Linked DNA regions of Mus musculus: region 2 is linked to region 1. The links are chromatin contacts, found by POLR2A ChIA-PET in ENCODE. All regions are on one chromosome and are shown on one strand. The core of a region is the stretch at or near the end of the contact, and the rest is flanking DNA. Distances in the headings are between cores, read along the strand shown.

Region 1 (3,267 bases), core at 590-3,089:
AAAACCAATTATTTTTTGTAAAACAAAAAACATCTGTAGCTTATTTAATTAGGAAAGGATAAGCACCTGGCCTTTTGAAAAAACAAAGAAAAAAAATCATTTAAAATTAAATAGTCTCTCTCTCTCTCTCTCTCCGGGTTTCATTTGTAAGGTTTAACAGGGAGGGGGCACTCCAGCACCCACTTTACACCAGAGATGTATTTAACAACCTTTGTTACATAAGATAGGAAGTTAGATATTAACAGAGTGGAAAACCCAATTATTAATTTTTGAAAACTGTAATAGTAATTTTTCTACTGAATTTTGGAATATTGAGCACCTCCCCCCCACCCCCGCTGGCAAACTGGTCCCCAATTCATTAATAAATTGAGAGTAACTGACAAAATGGTGCAACTAGTTAGGATTTTGCATCTCAGACAAAAATGCGACAGTATTCCCTTCTCGTCAGAACGAGGATACATTAGGTCAGAAGAAAAAAAGCCTCGGATACATTTAACAAAAAAAAAAAAAATTCTTTTAAAAAGACTTTTTCCCCTTTAAAATAAATCCTCCCAGCCTCCACCCAGTCTAGGCTCTCTGCAATATGACAAATGCAGAATCTTCTGGAATGACTTGATACTGCCTCCCACCACCGCTTTGTTTGCAGTATCAGATCAGACAGAATATTTTTTTACACTCAAACGAATTTCTGCAGACTCGTGCCTGCAATTAAAAGAGAAACTGCATATCTCAGTCAGTTAACATTCAAAGGCATTATAGTTAACCCTTTGAAATGGAAAATAAATAAAATGAAAAATGAAGATGCTATATAGAGGGCCATGAATGGGAATGCCAGCAACACACATATCCCTCCCTTCCTAACAGACTTGCTTTGGGGAATGGTTAAAAGGAAGCCTTTTGTTAAAAAAAAAAAAAACAAAAAAAAAAACGTGAGAAAGGTGGTTTCGATTTTACATCATTGAGGCTGGGTTTTTTTTTCTTTTTTCTTTTAGGAGAGGGGGTCCTACATTTTTTTTCTTCCCGAAACGTCTTTAAAGGATGTGTCAGTGGGAAAGATTGGGGGGGGGGGTGATGGAGTGGGGAGGCGGCAAACTGGGAGACCTGCTGAGTGAATGGGGAAGGCGCCGCCCAGACACCAGGGAGAGAAAGAGGAACCGCATCCATGCGGTCCCCCCGCCCCCACGCCTAAACTGGGAGGAGGGGAAGTGGGGCACAAAGGATGCGCACGGCCCCCAACTCAGGTCTCTGGACATTCAGGGTCACAGAGAGACCCCCACCCCACAGCAGAAACCAGCCACGCAAGACCCCGCCCCAGCCCCGAACTCGGAGAGGCTGGGAAAGAGGCCGCGTCACCACTCGGGTGCATGAGCCCCCGTCCCCAACCCCTCCAAGGAGTGAGATGGAGAGGTGACCCTATAGTCGTGACAAGACAACATGCCCCTGGAGCATGCCTTCCACGCCGAGGAACGCGGTGTCGGGAGAGGCTGGGGCGAGGCAGGGGGGAGGGGAGGAGACACTCACGTTCTTCATGGCCGCGGCCATATCGTCGTAGCGCTCCGCCTGCTCGGCCAGCCGGGCTTTCTGCACCAGTTGCTCGCGGTCCACCATCTTCACAGGGCTGAAGAGGATCGGCTGGAAAGAAGGAAACCGAAGACCGCCTTGAAGGGCTTCAGGAAAAGAGAGGAGCGGCTTGGAGCTCGTGTGTCGGAGGGACCGACCCACGAAGCAAGCTACTGAGACGAGGAGGAGAAGGAGGCGGCACGAGCTGCGACCGCGGGACCCGGCGCAAGGAGGCTGCGGCTCCAATGCGTGCCGCGGGCGGACAACCCCCTGCGGTCCCGCCCACACGGGTGACGTAAAAGTCACCGCCTACTCGCGCATGCGCGCGCCCCGCCCGGTCCCGCCCGGTCCTGCATTTACTGGGCTTCTCTTCTACTGGAACATTCGCGGTGGCTCTTTGCGATTTTCTCAGTGTATCCCCAGTACTACACTGCTCCCTAATGTGCCCCTTTCTTCACTTTACCGTAAATCCTCAGCTTCATCAAACCCACCTCTCCTTGCCCCCTGGGGGCCTCTCCCCCCCCCTTTTTTTTTTTTTTTTTTTTTTTTTTGCATAGCTTCTGGCGCGTGACCTCCTGGGAATTGTAGTTTGACCTGCAGCAAGCTGAATTACAGAGCAGACCAAGGACAAAGGGGTGGTGGAGACTACATCTCCCAGTGGGCATTGCGCGCAGGCAGAGGCGGACCGGATGGGGGGCAGGGTCTAACCCGCAGCCGCTGGGGACCCCTGGCGGGGAAGCAGTCTACACTAGCCTAAGCGAGTGCTGATTCACGGCCTCGCCCCATAGCCTCTGGGCAGTTGGAAGGAAAGAAAAGGTCAAGGCCTTAGATCTGGACTCTCTGAAACTGAAGTAACTGGTCATGGTGGAGGGGTAGGGGAAAAACACGAATATAAAGTAGGCAGAAGAAGTACAGACACCGTAAATCCAAACTGCCCAACCACCACCATGGAAAAGATGGAAAAGGTGAACCTGTCCTAGAGATGGCCGCGTGAATGATGCAACCCTTGGACAACTGTCTAACACACACCCACCATGGTTGCAGTCTCCAGTGATGCACTTTAACATCGGACTTAACTGGATGAAATCATAGAATGACACATATCCGCCCGGTATATTGCCTATTTTCCCTAAATGGTGTAGCTGCCTGCAGACTGACCCTGGGGGACTCCCTTCTTCCTCTCCAGTGAACTGGACCAACGCCTGCCTGAACGCACACCCGCTATAGTTTTGACTGCGTATTTTATTTTCATTGTGTTTTTATGAGTTGTTTGGTTTGAAGTAGGGTCTTACACTTCTTAAGGTGACTCTAGACGAAGTTCTGGAATTATAGGCATGCACCAACACAATGGCCTTGACTGTAGAGTTTTGCTTCATCCATTCAACACGTTGAGCACCGGCCCAGTTCCAATGACTTTGTACATTAGCACACAACAATACACAAAGCAGACAAAGCACTCGGCTCAAAAAAAAAAAAAAAAAAAAAAAAAGGAGACAACTGTTTGAACCCACAACAAGCAGCTGACTAACTTTTAACATACCAAAGTGAACCTGGCCTCCAGGTTCTCCAGGCCAGCTGGGGCACAGGGGGAGGGGCTGCCCTTTGCCCAGGGGCTCTTCCCTATATAATCCAGACTTTTTGTTTACCCACCCCTTGTTTTGCTCCTTTTGTACCTTTGGCTTCCTGGCTGGTTCCCCTTTCTTCATG
Region 2 (3,279 bases), core at 102-2,601, 100 kb after region 1:
TCACTAGGGGTGGACTTTGGAGTTTTTAAAGCCATTTCCAGTGTTTTCTTTCTATCTCCTACTTGAGGATCAGTATGTGAGCTTTTGCGTATTTCTACTGCCACGCCATTGCTCCACCATCATGGACTCTAACCCTCCAAACAGCAAGCCCAACTAAATGCTTCTTTTATAAGTCGCCTTGGGCATGGTGTTTTGTCATAGCAATGGAAAGGTGACTACATCAGCATGGATGCAAGGAACTGTGTACCAACCAGGTCTTCAATAACAAACAAAAAAGGCACATTCATGCTGCTGTAGTAGTGCACACATGAATCCCAGAATTTGGAAAAAGGTGGCAAGAAGATCATGAGTTCAAGGCCAGCCTGGACTACACAGCAAGAATTCCTAGTTGGCCAGAGATTCTTAGCAAGATCTGTTTGAAAAGCATACACACACACAGGGTCACTGGTCTGTGGGTCTTATAGCGGGTGTGTGTGTGTGTGTGTGTGTGTGTGTGTGTGTGTGTGTGTGTGTGTTTGGTTGCCAGGTTGCTTGCAGAAGCTAGCAGTGCCTATCTGTGATCACAGGGGCATCAAAAGTTCAAAGACTGCCAGGCAGAGAGAGACACACGCCTTTAATCCCAACATTTGGGAGGCAGAGGCAGGTGGACCTTTGAGTTCAAGGCCAGCCTGGTCTACAGAGTGAGTTCCAGGACAGTCGGGGCTACACAGAGAAACCCTGTCTGGAAAAACCAAAAAAGGAAAAAAGAAAAAAAAAAAAAAGAGTTCAAAAGTCATCTTCTGTTATATAGTGAGTTTGAGGCTAGTCTGTACTACATGGGAACCTGTCTCAAAAACAGACAAACAAACTTAAAACGACATAGAATAAGACTCGTAGGGTTAGCACTCAGGAGACAGAGGCAGGCAGATTTCTGAGTTCGAGGCCAGCCTGGTCTACAAAGTGAGTTCCAGGACAGCCAAGGCTACACAGAGAAACTCTGTCTCGACAAAACAAAACAAAACAAACAAACAAAAAGGACTTGTAGGGTTTGTATAAACAAAATGTTTGTCAGTCACCAAAGGCTGTCCCGTCCTTTCGGAGGACTAGTGCTTCCACTGGAGAAGGAACGGACATTCCGAGCTGGGGAAGACATATCTCCTTGGGCACAGGCTACATGGAGGGCAGGCAGTGTCTGGGAGCTGCTTTGGGGCTGGACTAGGTCAGGGCCAGCCTACCACACAGGCTCTCCCCTCTCCTCACTTCCTGGATAAGGATGGATGGCCAGAGGGTGGCTCCTGGCACCCAGAGTTCAGGAATCCTAGGCATGTGGTTCTGGGCCCAGATAGAGGAGGGGAGTCTCCCTCCCAGGGCCAGGGAGTAAGGTGGTACCACAATTTAGACATCAGCTTTGGGATGGAGGTGACTGGGGGGTCACGTGAAGGCCAACCCTAAATGGCTCCTCTCCCTTAGTTCTGGAGTGGGGCCCCTGTTCAGGAGCCCACTGAGCCCCTCCCTGGGGTGGGCTGGGAGCAGGGAGGGGTGAGCTCATAGGTTCAGGTCTTTCCTGTTCTCCTGGCAGTCCAAGTGACCAGCAACTGTAGGCCAGAGGTGTCGGAGGTGGGGTGAGACAGGACCAGCCCCTAAGCCTGGTCAGGCCTGATCAAGTGCTGTGGCAGTCATGGTGCGAACGCGGTGGCAGCCTCACCCTCCGCCGCCCCTGCTTCTCCTGGTGCTCGTGTGGCTCCCCCAAAGCCTGAGTCTAGGTGAGTGGAGCTCTTGCAATGGATGCCCTTAGCCAAACCTAGGGTTCTGGGAACCTATTACACCTCCTGGACCGAGAGAATCGGGGAGGGGAGGGGGAGCCCCACAGAACAGCAGTGCTTATCTCGATTCTCACCTTTGTCCCCCATGGCTATAGACCTGATTGCCTACGTGCCGCAGATAACAGCCTGGGACCTGGAAGGGAAGATCACAGCCACTACATTCTCTCTGGAGCAGCCTCGGTGCGTCTTTGATGAGCATGTCTCAACTAAGGACACCATCTGGCTAGTGGTGGCTTTCAGCAATGGTGCGTGCTGAGGACTTGGGGTCTTGGGGTGAGGGCATGGGCTGAGAAGAGATACCCGAGGATCTGGGTGGATGGTAACATTGACCTTGTCTCTGGGTGTGAGGGTCAGGACTGTAGATTAGATTAGCCAGGGATGTGTTGAGCACAAGGTGGGCAAAGCCTGTCCTTTTTTTTTTTTTTTTTTTGAGACAGGGTCTGCTGTAGCCCAGGTGACCTTAAACTTCTGAGCTTACTGCCTCCACCTTCCAATTGCTGGGACGGTGGGCATGCACAACCATGCCAGTCCATGTGGTACCAGGGATAGAGGCCAGGGTTTATGCATTGCTAGGCAAGTACAACCTTCCTAATGCTGACGCCCCTTCAACGCAGTTCCTCATGCTGTGGTGACCCCCACCCCAACAAAAAAATTATTTCATTGCTATTTCATAACTGTAATTTTGCTACCAATACGAATTTTTAATGTAAATATCTCATGTGTGATCCTGAGTTGTTGGAGCCCCGATGGGGATCGAGACCCATTATGTCACCTGGGGAAGTGGGGTCACGCCCTCTGCAGATCGCTTCCTGGGACAGAAGCAGTCCGCTGCTCTCTATTCCTTTAAAATAACTGTCTTGCACTTGCTTATTTATTGTATGTAGCAGTCCAGACGTGATCGTGGGCAATTCAGAGGACAGCTTGAGGGAGTCAGGTCTCTCCTTCCAACCTGTGGGTCCTGGGGATCAAACGTAGGTCGGCAGATTTGGCCACAAGCGCCTATCTTATTAATAGACCTAACAGGGCCACAGCCTGCTCTTGCCTCTATCTGTCCCTTTTTCCTCCAGCCTCCAGGGACTTTCAGAACCCACAGACTGCTGCTAAGATCCCGACCTTCCCACAGCTGCTGACTGACGGCCACTATATGACATTACCCCTGTCCCTGGATCAGCTGCCATGTGAGGACCTGACCGGTGGCAGTGGAGGTGTCCCCGTGCTTCGGGTGGGCAATGATTTTGGCTGTTACCAGCGACCCTATTGCAACGCCCCCCTCCCCAGCCAGGGCCCTTACAGGTGGGTTGTCAGGAGCCCCTGCCCTGGGATTGGGTGTCTTCAGGGAAGGAGGTGGGACTTCTTGGACTAAGATTCAGACCCTGCCCCCTTCTTCTGAATGAGGGCCAGCTATAGCTCCACCCCTTTGTTAGCCACAGTTTCCTTTCTTTGCATAGTGAGGTTTCAAAAAGACCGGACAGCTCTG

What was found. ChIA-PET counts read pairs that join two places held with the same protein, here RNA polymerase II (POLR2A).
Region 2: POLR2A ChIA-PET joins it to region 1 with 10 read pairs in embryonic stem cell. The contact joins the promoter of Upk3b here to the promoter of Ywhag in region 1. POLR2A ChIA-PET finds 5 or more read pairs at or near these places in 3 of 5 experiments (Patski and embryonic stem cell).

Annotation. Positions count from the first base shown.
Region 1 is chr5:135,932,802-135,936,068 of GRCm38, forward strand. Ywhag (tyrosine 3-monooxygenase/tryptophan 5-monooxygenase activation protein, gamma polypeptide) reads right to left here and starts at 1,840. Exons shown (of 2, transcript NM_018871.3): 1 at 1,522-1,840. The coding sequence starts at 1,608. Gm40346 (a long non-coding RNA gene) reads right to left here and starts at 1,515. Exons shown (of 2, transcript XR_868594.2): 1 at 1-1,515.
Region 2 is chr5:136,037,145-136,040,423 of GRCm38, forward strand. Upk3b (uroplakin 3B) reads left to right here and starts at 1,352. Exons shown (of 6, transcript NM_175309.4): 1 at 1,352-1,742; 2 at 1,898-2,047; 3 at 2,870-3,095. The coding sequence starts at 1,658.